Regions from separate parts of the Homo sapiens genome. Here all the other regions are linked to region 1. The links are chromatin contacts, found by Hi-C or POLR2A ChIA-PET in ENCODE. All regions are on one chromosome and are shown on one strand. The core of a region is the stretch at or near the end of the contact, and the rest is flanking DNA. Distances in the headings are between cores, read along the strand shown. Region 1 holds the start of SRSF8 (serine and arginine rich splicing factor 8). Region 2 has its middle 23 kb from the start of SESN3. Region 3 has its middle 49 kb from the start of CWC15.

What was found. A loop is a pair of places that touch in the nucleus more often than their neighbours do. ChIA-PET counts read pairs that join two places held with the same protein, here RNA polymerase II (POLR2A). Pooled maps may share reads with other maps.
Region 2: a loop to region 1 is called in a map of OCI-LY7, with 7 times the contacts of the local background. The contact joins the enhancer-like site here to the promoter of SRSF8 in region 1. A Hi-C loop is called at or near these places in 3 of 168 maps with a recorded cell type or tissue (OCI-LY7 and naive thymus-derived CD4-positive, alpha-beta T cell), 13 of 37 single-sample maps with no recorded cell type and 15 of 50 pooled maps. POLR2A ChIA-PET finds 5 or more read pairs at or near these places in 7 of 52 experiments (CD4-positive, alpha-beta T cell, GM12878, MCF 10A and 4 more).
Region 3: a map with no recorded cell type shows a loop between it and region 1 (5-fold over the local background). The contact joins the enhancer-like site here to the promoter of SRSF8 in region 1. A Hi-C loop is called at or near these places in 1 of 168 maps with a recorded cell type or tissue (endothelial cell of umbilical vein), 3 of 37 single-sample maps with no recorded cell type and 12 of 50 pooled maps. POLR2A ChIA-PET finds 5 or more read pairs at or near these places in 10 of 52 experiments (BJ, CD4-positive, alpha-beta T cell, CD4-positive, alpha-beta memory T cell and 6 more).

Annotation. Positions count from the first base shown.
Region 1 is chr11:95,063,542-95,068,168 of GRCh38, forward strand. SRSF8 (serine and arginine rich splicing factor 8) reads left to right here and starts at 3,378. Exons shown (of 1, transcript NM_032102.4): 1 at 3,378-4,627. The coding sequence starts at 3,686. The coding sequence ends at 4,534. RefSeq lists enhancers at 3,202-3,959, 3,684-3,873, 4,454-4,563 and a silencer at 3,354-3,433.
Region 2 is chr11:95,251,800-95,256,426 of GRCh38, forward strand. No RefSeq gene overlaps it. Among named protein-coding and RNA genes, the nearest start is that of SESN3, 23 kb to the left of the region's middle. RefSeq lists an enhancer at 2,300-2,689. Within about 2 kb of position 2,657, at least 25 of the 41 ENCODE cell types and tissues checked have a DNase peak (open chromatin) inside an H3K27ac peak, as active enhancers do; they include CD4-positive, alpha-beta T cell, GM12878 and OCI-LY7, where a contact is called at or near this core.
Region 3 is chr11:94,922,432-94,927,058 of GRCh38, forward strand. No RefSeq gene overlaps it. Among named protein-coding and RNA genes, the nearest start is that of CWC15, 49 kb to the right of the region's middle. Within about 2 kb of position 2,385, at least 3 of the 41 ENCODE cell types and tissues checked have a DNase peak (open chromatin) inside an H3K27ac peak, as active enhancers do; they include CD4-positive, alpha-beta T cell and CD8-positive, alpha-beta T cell, where a contact is called at or near this core.

The DNA of each region.
Region 1 (4,627 bases), core at 2,128-4,627:
CTGTTACAAAAAGTTAAAATTTATCAGAATTTACACACACACACAGACCATACATAATGCCATTTGAAGTTGAGATAAATGTAAACAAATGTAAAGATATAGTATTAAATCATAACTGCATAAAATTAACTATAGTAATACTGTATTATTATAAGAATTTTGTAGCCTCTTCCTTTTGCCATTGCAGTGAGCTCGTGTGGTGAGTATCCTCTTAAAATGCTGCAGGATGCTAATCATCTCTGCCTGAGCAATTTTTTTCTCTCTGGTAAATTGTCTATCACAGTAAAAAGTGATCTCTTGAGTATCATGTTTAGGGCAATATCCTAAAGCTTGAATAATACTATGGGGCCCAGACGAAGTGCCACTAGTGATGCTGGAAATGTTCCCAAGAAGCAGAGAAAAGTCACGACAGTATAAGAAAATGTTGAATTGCTTGATGTGTAGGGTACATTGAGGTCTGCAGTGAGGTTGCCAGCCATTTCAGACAGGCTATTCATCTTGTAAATGGTTAAGGTATCCATAAATATAGTACAGTATAGTAAATACATTTTCTCCTCCTTATGATTTTCTTAAAAACATTTTCTTTTCTCTAGTTTTCTTTACTGTAAGAATCCAGTATTTAGTACATGTCACATACAAAATCTGTGTTAATCAACCGTTGATATCTGTAAGACTTCCAGTCAACAGCAGGCTCTTAGTAGTTCAGTTTTGGGAGGAGTCAAAAGTATTTGAGGAGTTTCAACTGCACAGGGATTCAGCACCCTGAATCCCCTCATTGTTCCAGGGTCAACTGTACATGTATCTGTGTCTGGTCTCAGTATCTGTGCTTAGAGGTACTGTTGATATCAGCTCAAATATTACAGTTTGATAAGGGAGAAGTCTTTTTTTTGTTTTAAGGCATCATTTTGGGGGTTGTCATTTAAATATTTGACTCTAACAGTGCTAGCTCTACCGCCTTGAACAAGTGACTTAATGTCTCAATGACTCAGTTCTGTCATCTGAAAATTAGAGGTATGAATCTTCTTATAGGTCATAAGAATTAAATGATTTATTGTACCAAGAGTAAACCGAACAGTGTTTGCCATGTTATAGTCACCAGGTATGTTAGCTATTTTAAATAATATTTTACTATTAGAAATAAAGAGGGACTTCTGTTCATCAAAAGATATGAAAAAAAGAGAGAAATGACAAACCAAGGAGTGTGAACTGATATTGTATTACTCATATCCAGCAAAGAGCTGATATCCATTATATATAAAGAGCTAGTGCAGAGAACGCCAACCCAATAGAAAAATGGACAAAATACATAATAGGCAGCTTATGAGTAAGAATACCCAAATGGCCAATGAACGTGAAAAAATTACTCACTCTCATTTGCAGTTAGGGAAATGAATTTTTTTTTTTTAAGTTTTAAGTGACAAAATCTCACTGTGTCACCCCAGGCTGTTGTGTGGGGACGAAATCACAGGTAAAACAAATCTTAATGCCCTCACCTAACTGGCTAAAACTAAAAAGTCTGATATTCACCAAAGGTTTGCAAAAGTGAAGAGCACTGAGCACCCTCATACACAGCTATCCTGTGTGTAAATTGATAAAAACTGTTGAAAAACAATCAGGCATGGTAAAGTTTGAATTCACATACAGTTGTCCCTTGATATTCTGCAGGTGGATGGGGTTTGGTCCTTAGTAACCCCTGAGGATTCTGAGGATTTTCAAGTCCATATATAAAATGGCTTGGTATGAGCATGTAACCTATACGTATTTTCCAACATACTTTAAGTCATCTCTAGATTACTTACATTATGATGAAAATGCTATGTAAATAATTGTTTACTGTATTATGTTCTATTTATTTTTATTGTTTTTTTTTTCTGAATAATTTCTACCCACAGTTGGCTGAATTCACTGATGCTGAAGCCAGAGGTTACAGTGGGCTGCCTGTATTCTGTGACAAGGGATCCATTCATACCTAAGAGGACACATGAGCTCCAGTATACATGTCCAAGCATGTTCTGAGCAACACTGTAAGAGGCCAAAAGTGGAAACAACCCAAGTGCCCATCAACAGCACAAACATTTATACCATTGAATGCCTTACGGCAAGGTAACAGGATCAAGTACAGCTACATGGAACACATAGATGAGGGAAATAAAACACAAAATACATTAAAATATAAAAAGCACAATTCTATGTATATAAGGTTACATAACATTTTCAAAATCAGCAACGTTTTAATTAATTTAATTAATTTAGAATTCTCCTGCAGAGGAGTTTTCTCTCTTTTCTCCAATGTGTTAATTTATTTAATCATTTATTTACAACAGCACAGATTAATATTTATTTTATATTTTGGAATATGATATAGTAGTATTTTAGTTTGTTCCTTAAATTGTTCAAGATTTGGCCATTGGGAGCTGTTTTATTGGTTTTTGTACCCCTCTAAAATTACCCCATCAATGCTTTTGTTTGTTTTCTATTTATCACATCCTTATTTTCCAGCACTCCAAGATGCTCTAGGCCCTTTCTGTATATTTCCTTTCCAGATTTAGAAACTGTATTTCTTCATCAGTATTGCTAGATTGTTTTTTTCTTTAAAAGTGTTAGATTTCAGTTTTATTAATCATCTTTTTAAAAAAACATATTGTCCCTTTTATTTGTAATTCTATTTTTATTTTAATGTTTTATTTTTTGTTTTGGTTTTGTTTTACTAATTGCTTGACTTCAACATAAAAAAAGTTTTAGAAATGTGGTTATTAATTTTCAAGTAAATATGATTGGATTCAGGTTTTTTATTTTTAACCTTCAATATTATTTCACTGAGGTCCAGATGTGCTGAATTTATTGACCTATTAAATTTTAATTGACATTTATTTTGTAGTCTTGTATTGGGAAATTCTTCTGTTTTCTATATATTTTTGGTTGTTGCAGGTTATATGATCAAAATTGTTGTTTGTTGTGCAAATTATTATAGCATTACTAGTTTTGTTCTCTGCACTATTGATTTCTGAGAAAACGGTGTTACGGGGAAAAAACAAACTTCCATCATGAGTGCAGATTTTTCAGTTTTACCTTATAACTCTCAGTCTTGGCTATGTGTCACTGTTATGTGTTTAGGTGCGTTAAGTTCATCACTGTAATGTTTTCCTAGTGAATTTTCTTTTCAATAACTATGAAATGTGCTCCTTTGATCCTATCAATACACTGGATATTAATATTGTTGCCCTAGGTTTCTTTTGTTTAATATTTGTCTGGATTGCCTGTTCCCATAAATTGACCTTTAATCAGTTAGCTTTGTTCTTAAGATTGGTTTAAAACGTAGAATAATAGGGAGGAGCATGGGAGGGTGGGACGTCTAATGTAAATCCAGCCCAGTGATTACATTAGCTGGGCGCTGATTAGGTTAGGATGTTGCCCAGGTACAAGGCCAGGATCTTCGGGGCCTGGCTTCATTTGGAGTTCAGCTACCAAAAGGAAACCTTCCTCTGGGTCCTGGAGTATTTGGCCTGAAATTGGGAACTCGGAAGTTGCTGCTCCAGGGCGCTCCCTGCGGAGCTCCGCCGCCCGCCTCTCCGCCCGGCCTTTCCCGGCGTCCCCACGCGGGGCGCAACCGCGAGAAAGAAACGCAGGTCGCACCGTCAGCGCCCAGAGCAGCGCCAGTTTCCGGGCCCGGGCTGCTCTCGGAGCCATGAGCTGCGGCCGCCCCCCTCCCGACGTGGACGGCATGATCACCCTCAAGGTGGACAACCTGACCTACCGCACCTCTCCCGACAGCTTGAGGCGCGTGTTCGAGAAGTACGGGCGCGTGGGCGACGTGTACATCCCGCGGGAGCCCCACACCAAGGCGCCCCGGGGCTTCGCTTTCGTCCGCTTTCACGACCGGCGCGACGCCCAAGACGCCGAGGCCGCCATGGACGGGGCGGAGCTGGACGGACGCGAGCTGCGGGTGCAGGTGGCGCGCTATGGCCGCCGGGACCTGCCCCGCAGCCGCCAGGGAGAGCCACGCGGCAGGTCCAGAGGCGGCGGCTACGGACGGCGGAGCCGCAGCTACGGGCGGCGGAGCCGCAGCCCCAGGCGGCGACACCGCAGCCGATCCCGGGGTCCCAGCTGCTCCAGGTCCCGCAGCCGATCTCGCTATAGGGGTTCTCGCTATAGCCGGTCTCCCTACAGCCGATCTCCTTACAGCCGGTCGCGCTACAGCCGCTCTCCCTACAGCAGATCTCGCTACAGGGAATCTCGCTACGGCGGATCTCACTACAGCTCATCTGGTTACAGTAACTCTCGCTACAGCCGATATCACAGCAGCCGGTCTCACTCGAAGTCTGGGTCCTCCACTAGCTCTCGCTCTGCATCAACCTCCAAATCGAGCTCTGCGCGACGATCCAAGTCCTCCTCGGTCTCCAGGTCTCGCTCGCGGTCCAGGTCTTCATCTATGACCAGGAGTCCTCCCCGGGTATCCAAGAGGAAATCCAAGTCAAGGTCGCGATCCAAGAGGCCCCCCAAGTCTCCTGAAGAGGAAGGACAGATGTCCTCTTAAGAAAATGATGCATCAGGAAGCAACGTGATGGAGGACTTGGGGGAAAAGGATCACATACTCAGTCTATGGAAGCAACGTCCCTGGAAGAAGAGG
Region 2 (4,627 bases), core at 1,407-3,906, 190 kb after region 1:
CTCCCAGAGTGAAAAATAGGTAGGGGAAATGGATGAGGTGGGAGAGGGCTGGGTGGGTTGATTCCAAGTCCCAGACTCCCAGCAGGGACTTTCATGTCTGGAATTTTGTTTTTTGCTTTTTGTTTGTTTGTTTGTTTGTTTTTGAGTCAGAGTCTTGCTCTGTCACCCAGGCTGCAGTGCAGTGGTGCCGTCTCAGCTCACCGCAACCTCCGCCTCCCGAGTTCAAGCAATTCTCAAGCCTCAGTCTCCTGAGTAGCTGGGATTACAGGCTCCTGCCACCACGCCTGGCTAATTTCTTTATATTTTTAATAGAGACAGGGTTTCATGATGTTGACCAGGCTGGTCTCGAATTCCTGACCTCAAGTGATCCACCTGCCTTGGCCTCCCAAAGTGCTAGGATTCCAGGTGTGAGTCATTGTGCCTGTCTGGGGTTTTGGAATTGGATGGTGCACACATTTTTTTTTAGCCTGCATTAATGTCTTTCTTTATCATTAAAATGTTCGTTTAATAATCATGTGAGGTTGGGGTCTAATTTCAGTTTCAACTGCCGCTAACTATGTGACCATAGGATTTTGTTGTTGTTTTTGCTCAGCATCTACTGTGCCATATTTTAAGACACACATTTCAGGCAAAACAGACAGCAGGAACAAAGGTGTGGTAGGTCCACTGAACAGGGAGCCAGAGAGCTGGATGTAGGAACTGCCCATCACTCTGGGGAGTCTATGAGACAACAATTCTGTTTTTCAGCACAACAAATTGTTTGTTACCTTCAAATAACACAGAAAGACAAAAATCAGTAAGTTTATATTTCCACAGGCAGTGAAAATGTGAAGATCTGAGTGGTGTGAAAAGAAGTCACTTTCAGAGAGAACATTTTGCTGAAATTTAGAGTGAGCTACATGTGCCTAAGTCATACACAGGAAGTAGGAGACCTGGGGGTCAAGGGGACAAAAAGCCCCACAGTGAAAAAAGGCAATTACTGGGAAAATGAGAGAAGAATGCAAAGTATACAGAAGCAGCTATGTACGTTGTGAAATACAAGTCACCACACTATGTGTTGCTGCTGTCACAAAGATCAAGATAGAAAATGCAAATATTCACCTCCATGTCTGAGTAATCTTTGCCCCCCCCATTCTTTCATTCCTTTCCTCCAACATTTTAGTCTCCTAAGCCTTTTTTGAAGGATTCTTTGTCTCATTTAAAAATAAAGATGGGTAAGGGAGTACCTGAGCAAACCAGATGTGGCAGGCTCCGTGAAGTATATCCATGTTTTCCTGCTCTGCTTATGTAAAAATAACTGAGGGAAGCTGAAATATTTTGTATGTGTATTAAAAGTTAAAGGGAAGAAGGGTTTGGAGCAATGAATGAGATGAAAGACAAAGCTGTGCCAGGAAAGATGAAAGCCAAGCAAAGGGTGGTTAATCATCCCAGTCAGAGACAAACAAGAGAAATCTAGTGTGTCCTGAGAGCTAAGGAGCCCCGCTATCCACCATGGAAATGTCTCTGACATCTAAGTTACCGAGCTGGTTACTAAGCCTGCTATTTCTGATCTGTCAAAATCATTCCATTAAAACTTAAAATAAGCCTGCAACTGGATAAGCTTATCCCTTACAGAAGCCTTATGTAATAAATGCAAATGTGCATCTGAATTATTAGGCTTCTATTTTTTTCCCTCAAAGCTGCACTTAATCAGTAAAAGCTTGTGAAAGCCTAAAGATTTCTAAAATAAATGTGTATCTAAGAGCATCTCTAACATTGTCTTGAGAGCTACCAAGAGGTTTAGAAGAAAAGGCCTTGTGTGGAGAACAAGAATTGCTGGGTTCTGGCACTGGTTTAGCTACTTAATTTGCACTGGTTCTTGCAAATCACTTAGCCTCCCAAGGTTGAAAGAGTCTATGTCTGAGTGAAAAGAGTTCAGAAACTAGGATTAAAAACCATGGGTTTGAGGCCCAGCTTCATCATGTGCAAGCTATATGGCTGGCAATGGATTTAATATTTAGGGGTTTGTTTTCTTATCTATAGAGTGGGGGAAGTAATAGTACCTCATGCATGGGACAGCTGCAAAGAACATATGAGACATTGTATATAAAAAAGTTCTTTGCGCACTGTAAAGGGCAACAGACAAGTTGGCCTTTGTCACTACTTCCCCAGTTTACCTAAGGCTTACAGAATGCTGGGAAAATAAATGAGAGGTAATAAGGCATTTTTTATAGAAAGTCCTAAAAATTACTTCACAATTCTTTGCAGCAAGTGAAGACATAGTTTAATACTGATGGTAAAGGCAAATGAACTAATCAGAAGGCCAGCCCCATCTAGGAGATGTGTAAGACATCTTCCACCTACAGTCGAAGGCAAACGATAAGGTTTTTTTCTTATTCTCTTGTATTCTAGAGGCTGTTGGGGGTTGGGTGGCTTGGAAGAGAAAGTGCCACACAATAGCATTTGCTAGATTACGGCATGGGGGTTGGGAGGGCGCTATAATTTAAGAGGCATAAGATGACTGAAGTGATCACACAAAAAAGATATCTTCCAATTCCATTTGAGCTACAATCTGATTTCGCTGTTGAGTACAACGTCCCCTTCACAAGAATCAGAAGTCAGCATCAGGGCTGTGCTGCATAAGTTTTCCACCCAGCAACAGGATGATGTCAGCAGCCAGGGAGAACGACCAATCAGCAGGCAGAATGAATCAGAGCGTGCTGGGATTTTGCTCAACTGTCTCTTAGCAAAGCAAGCTGTGCTCTGAAGTGCAGGGGTTATTTGCACTTCCTCTGCACTTGAAGCTGAGGCTGAATGGCTCTTTAGCTGAAAAGGTACCAAGGAGTGTGCAAGCAGTTAAGATGATTTGCATCCAAGCAGCCAGTCTCATAAGTCATGAGTCATATTTGTTTTCCTGAAAGTATTTTTTTGGAATAAAAAATTCAGCATTAATAAAGATTCTAAAGTCTTGATTTATATGTTGTGTCTTATAATTGCTTGAAACCTGTTTTGTTTCATGCATAGTGATGCTGGGCAGCTCTTGGCACATGAGCTACAAGTAAAGTTCAATACTGCCTCTTAGGGAGTTTGAACTTGCCTCTGATGTTTCAAGTCTTCTCTCTAATGACAAGCAGCCTGGAAATCAACAGCTGTTTCATTTCTGGGGCAAAAGTGCTAATTCTCCAATTACACTAAAGTGTGTTTTGTGTGTGCTTTAAAAATAAGTCTAAGCTGGAAGGATATGATGTGACTTGTAGACATTGTCTCATGGGTGGGAGTGGAGAGGGCTTTGTAGCATTTCTGAAAACATGAAGTTATTTCCCAAAATTTTGTCAGTTTTTCTGATCTTAGTGGGCAGTGACAGCAGTATTGGAAAAGGGTGCAATCGAAGGGTTAAACCTACCTACCCGGCATTACCTATGACATATCCCAGGTCGATTAGACCTCCCAGGCAGGTTCCTCACTGGCATTATCTGAGGACAATTTCTGTGCTATCTAAGGCCAGAAAGCAGTTTTTCCTGTGAGTGGTGAAAACACATCTTTCCAAAAGAAAATATATATCTCAGAGAGGGAGTGATTTTTCATCTTGTCTTCTTTCAGAGTCCTTGGTAGGTCTCAGGAAGCACCATGTACTGCAATTTATTAGCCCAGACCTGCTGCAACCTATCCTTCTACAGTTTGCTTCTTGGCTGAATGCCTCGTTTTCCTCATTACTGAAATGAAAAAGGGTTTACAAAGCTAGCTAATTTGAGCTAATTAGGGACGGGCTATTCTGAAATATGAAGAAGGCTGGATTTGAGAATATTCCTTAAAGAAAAGCCGACATTACATTCAAAGGTTGGTAATATGCTGGAGGAGAGAGCACAGCTTCCAGAGTTTAGGCTTCCCAGCTTTTGAATCCCAGCTCTGTGCTTCCAGCCACCTCTCCATTCCACAGGTGCAAACTGGGGTAATGCTTAGCTCCAAGGACGGTTGTGAAGATAAACAATCTCTCACCACCAAGCACAGGCAAAACACATAGTAGCTACTCAATAATTCATAGACCCTCCACCCCCTTTAAACTGGAAATAAACAACTTGTTGGCTGATAGAAATCCCAGAGGGACCTGCTTTCACAAATACTGTAGGATTTGTAATTAGCATGTAAAAAGACTGCTTCCAGCCCTTGAAAGCATGTTGTCCTTTAAAGGCTCTTAGGCAGACTCAAGAAGCCTTGTTTGCCCTCTAGCATTAATTTGCTTAGCAAATTCTCACTGCTAGGGCAAAATTAAATTTCAGTTTAGGCTCTGTTTGATTGACCACAAACTCTAAATGAAGGTGGCTTTAGTGTGATCTAACTTTCACTTGTTTGGGATCCTTGAGATTAATGCAATGGGCCTTCGAGTGATTCTATAAGGCCCTGGCACTCTTTACGAGAAAGACGTAAATATGAAGTATCTGAAGCAATGCTGTTATCACCATTCCCTTTCCTTAGCTTAACATCCCTCAAGGGGTGCTTCTGGTGCCCAGAGAAGTTTAGAAAAGCTTTTGACAGAGCAGAGCAGACTAGGAGTCTGTACAGAGGTGAAAGCCCTGGGAAGGTATGAGGTTATAGCAGCTGTAGAACCCAGAGACTTCTGGAGGAAGTCGGGTAGGGGATGTATTTCCTG
Region 3 (4,627 bases), core at 1,135-3,634, 140 kb before region 1:
CCATTGTTGCCATGGTGACCAGAGGCTTGAAAGAGATCTCACCTCTTTTCCATTTCCCACCCCTCTGTGCATTTTCTTTGCAAATTACATTGCATTCATTTATGCATATCTCCGGGGTACTCTCCTACCTAAGGAAAATCTTCTTTCTGCTTTCTTTTTGTGGATATCTGTATGGCCAGCAAATCCAGCTCCCAGGAGTGACAGGGCACAGGTCGGCACATCTTGACCTGCCTCCTCCAGGCAGATAGAGAAGGAATCAGCTGATGTGCTCTCAATGAATAAATAAGCATCTTGCAGCCCTGTGTCTGCATGCTGTGGGTGTTAATGCCTGCATAGAGGAGGGACAGAGGGAGAGAGCAAGGGAGGACAACTGATGCAGAGCCCAGACAGAAACAGGAACCACCGAATCCGCTTGTCAGACTGTCTCTTCTGCACTTCTCCTTTCAAGAAGACACACCAAGTTCCCATGATCACATACTCCCTTCCCCTGACCACACATGGCCCAGGCCCACTGAAGGCCCAGGAGGCTGGACGCAAGGCAGTGAGGTGGAATACAAGATCTAGGAAGGAATGATCTGATTTTGTGTACCAGCTGTGTAACCTCAAGCAGAGCAATCTTCCAATCACAGCTTCCCCATCTGCCAGCTGGGAGCAAGACCTCACCCCACCCGCTTAGTGAGACTGTGGTGAGGGTCCAATCAGATCCTCAGTGTGAAGGTGCTTTCTGAATTCTGTGGGGTGGTAAACAAGCTGTGGCTGCTGCTACTGGAGACAGTGGCAATACTAAGAGTCACCTGCATATGTGGAGTTCTCTCCATGCGCCAGGCACTGGTGCTTTACATGCATTGTCTCATTTAACCTATCTGAAGCAGGTACAATTGGAGCCCCCCTCTTTTATTAGCTGAAGCAACCATGGCCAAGATCATGGGGTTAGTAAATGGCAGAGCCAGAAGCCATGCTCCAAATTTGGTCTGCAGAGACCCCTGAAATGTGGAGGGCAAACAAACCTAAGGCATTGCCCAAAGAATATTTCCACATAGACCAAAATAGAAGCTGAAAATAATGACTCTGGTAAGACTGAACTGAGGGGAGGGATACCCTCTAGTTCCAGGCAGACATGGGGGTTAATACAGCAAAGGGCCATGCAATGCAGGAATTCAGGGCTCTGGACTCATCCTATTGACTAGAGTTGGAGGGCAGCCTAGCAGGAAAAAGGGCACCCTCACCACGTATCAGAGGGTGTTGCTGGACTGAGGGCTGGGCCATGGTGGAGGACAGGTGCTCAAGCCTAGGGCAAGGATGCAAGGTCTGGATCCCGCTTAGCCCTGGCAATGGTGCGCATTCCACTGCCAGCTGCCCTCTGGCTGAAAGAGTTGGTGGAGGTAGAGGCATGCTGCAAACTTTGCGTGTATCTGTATTTTCTTCTGGACCTCTGGAATGGGCTGAGGACTAACACTCCCAGAGACTAGCCTGAACCACTGTTAGAAGAATTGACATGTGTGCCTTGGGCCAGGTTGCCCGGAAGCAGAGCCCAGTGCAGGGATTTGGGCCCACGTCATTTAATGAGGGAGTCTTCTCGGGTGAAACCCATAAGGGAGAGAGGCTAGGGAGAAGGACTAGGGTGGGGAATGAGAAAGGGCTGGGCAAAGATGTGATGTCAGGTGAAGTCTGTCCTCAGCCTGATGCAAAGGTCGGCTCTGGAGCATCAGCTGCACCGCAGAATTGTCCTTCCCCAACCCTAAGGCAAGAGGGCTGCCTTCGGTTTCCCACTTTAGTCGATTGTTGGCTGTCAGCCCCAAGTTGGGGGACTTCCTGAGCCTGGGCTTCTGCTGGACAGGGCAACGTTTTGTAGAATGAGGCAGCTGCAAGCTGTTAGCAGCCAGCACTCGCTGCAGGAGGGTGGGTGAATGGGATCTGGGACAGACATGACAGCATGCATGACAGAGATGGTGAAGAGAGTTGATGTAATTATGCCTGACAGGCTATACCAATCTAAAGTTTCTTAACATCCTCAAATCATGCACAGCCTGTTGCATCTTAAACACATTCAGTCACCTGTCACACACCCCCTGTAAAGGCCACACACGCTCTCACATGCATGTGAGCTTTAGCACCTGCGTTTAACCCATTTCCCATTTGCCCTGAGAATACTCTTGTCTCTAATCTTAATGTAACATTGTATACATTTCTGTTACATTAGGATTAGAGACAAGTTCTGTTTAGAAATAACTCCAAGAACAGTTTTTATATTTCATTTTCACTTCGAAAAATTAGTCAGATTTGCTTCAGCCTCAAAGAGCCTGTTTATGTAAAATTAAATTAGCACTGGCAGCGAGCTGCATTTTTTTTTTCTAAACAGGAAATGGGTTAAATAAGACCGTTTGGGGCCTATAAACATCCTAGGCAGCCCTGTGCAGGCAGAACAGAGGGCGACTCTGCAGCTACGCAGCTTTGTTCCTTGAGGTGTTATTATTCTCTTTCTTCATCCCCCTCCTTTCTTTTCCTTGCACTTTTCACTACTCATATGGATTTTCTTACCTTGCTTTATCCCACCATGGTGCCTAGGTGCCTTCAAGCTGAGACATCAGTCTTCTTCTGCCTTTGGACTTGGACTGCAACCCACATCATCAACTCTCCTGATTCTCAAGCCTTCACTCTCAGACCAGAACTATACCATTGGCCCTCCTGGCTCTCCAGCTTGCCAACTGCAGGTCTTGAACTTCTCAGCTCCCTGCCATATTACCCTGTTTTATCATCTCCATGGTACCTATTACCAGAAATTACCTGCTTTGTTTACTTGGTTATTGTCTCTCTCCTCTATCAAAGACAAAAAACAAACAACTAAAGAAATCAACTTCATTTAAGATATTGCAACAGGGAGAATACCCCAGAACCGAGGCCAGAGCACTGCTGTAGCAGTCCGTTTTCACACTGCTATAAAGAATTACCAGGGACTGGGTAATTTATAAAGGAAAGAGGTTTAATTGACTCACAGTTCCATATGGCTGGGGTGGCCTCAGGAAACTTATGATTATGGAGGAAGGTGAGAGGAGGCAGGCACCTTCTTCACAAGGCAGCAGGAGAGAGAAGAGCGAAGGAGGAACTTTCAAACACTTATAAAACCGTCAGATCTCGTGAGAACTCAGTCACTATCCTGAGAACAGCATGGGGAAACCACAACCATGATCTAATCACCTCCCTCCCTCAATACGTGGGGATTACAATTCGAGATGAGATTTGGGTGGGGACACAGAGCCAAACCATATCAATTGCAGAAGGTGGCTTTGCCTTAGGTTTTTATAGGGAGGAGTAGGTGGGTTACAGGTGGGGTGGTTTACAGATGAGATGATTTTGCCATCGAGGGAGGCTCTGTGAGCTGAACAGGAAATGCTTATCTCTGTGCCTAATTAGTTTCAGGGAGACAAACTCCTAGTCTCAGTTAATCATTCATGAGACAAAAAACAGGGAGTTGGAGGGTCTGTGTCTGGCCTTTCAGTAGATTTCATCTCACTGAGAGTCTTAAGGGAGTCATGAGAAAGAGTGGACAGCAAGTCTTAGCTAAGTGTGGGGAAGGTAGGAGGGAATTTCTTAACCATTGCTGTTTTCAGGGCTCTGGTTAAGTTAAATTGAAGACTGCTGTGCCCCAGCACTTAGTGAATGATTATATAGGACAGTTGAATGACACAAGTATACAGGATGTCAGCATGACAGGCGGCTAATACAATTTGAGGAGGAGACCAGATGAGGTAGAGTCAATACTAAAATGATTCCTGGAGGAGGTGAGCCCTACACAAGGCTGAAGAAGGTGGGTGTGTGCAGGGGTGGGTTTGAGTCCTTACAAATAGCTAAAGCCCTGCTGAGGTTGGTGGAGAGCCTGCTTTCTTGTTCAGTGTTTAGCAGCAAAGGGGGTGTCAGGCACCACATGCAGAGCTGGGCTTGCAGATCCCTCAAATGAACACACAGAGAGACCCTCAGGGGAAGCAGGATGCCATGACTGTGTAGTCACCTAGAACTGTGTTCTAAATCCAGCCCCAGCACTTCATGGCTGTGTGTGAGTTCTCACATTGCATCTGTCCCAGCCCTGAGCCTCAGTTTTCTCATTTCTGAAATGGAAATAAAGTTATCTTCCTTGTAGGGCTCATGCATATACTATATAATATAAAATATATGAAGTACTCAGCCCAGGGCCTAAAACAACAGAAGATCAGAAAATGAGAGTGTTCTCCCCAACACACATACACACCCCTCCTCCTGCTTTCCCCATAGGCAGGGCCACTGCTACACACAGACTCTCCTTCATCTTCTTCCCCACCCCCAACTCAAGATCCAGAGGCCAGAGGAGGGCACTGCCCTTGCAGGAGGAAGTGGGACGTCAGTGTGGGAACGGCCCCAGGGTGGAAAGGATTTCCTGAGTCTGGAGATGAGAAGCTGGTGACAGAGGAGATTTGGACCAGCTTCCTGACCCCCTAACCCCACTCCCCATGGGAGCTCCAGTTTCTCCACCCCGGCTATTTCTGGGAACCATGCCACCAAATATTTCTCCCTGCTTTCAAAGCCTCTGAATTAAAGTGTGCTAAACTACTGTGAACTAAGAACCCAGCTGGCTCCTTGTTTAAAGGTCATCTTA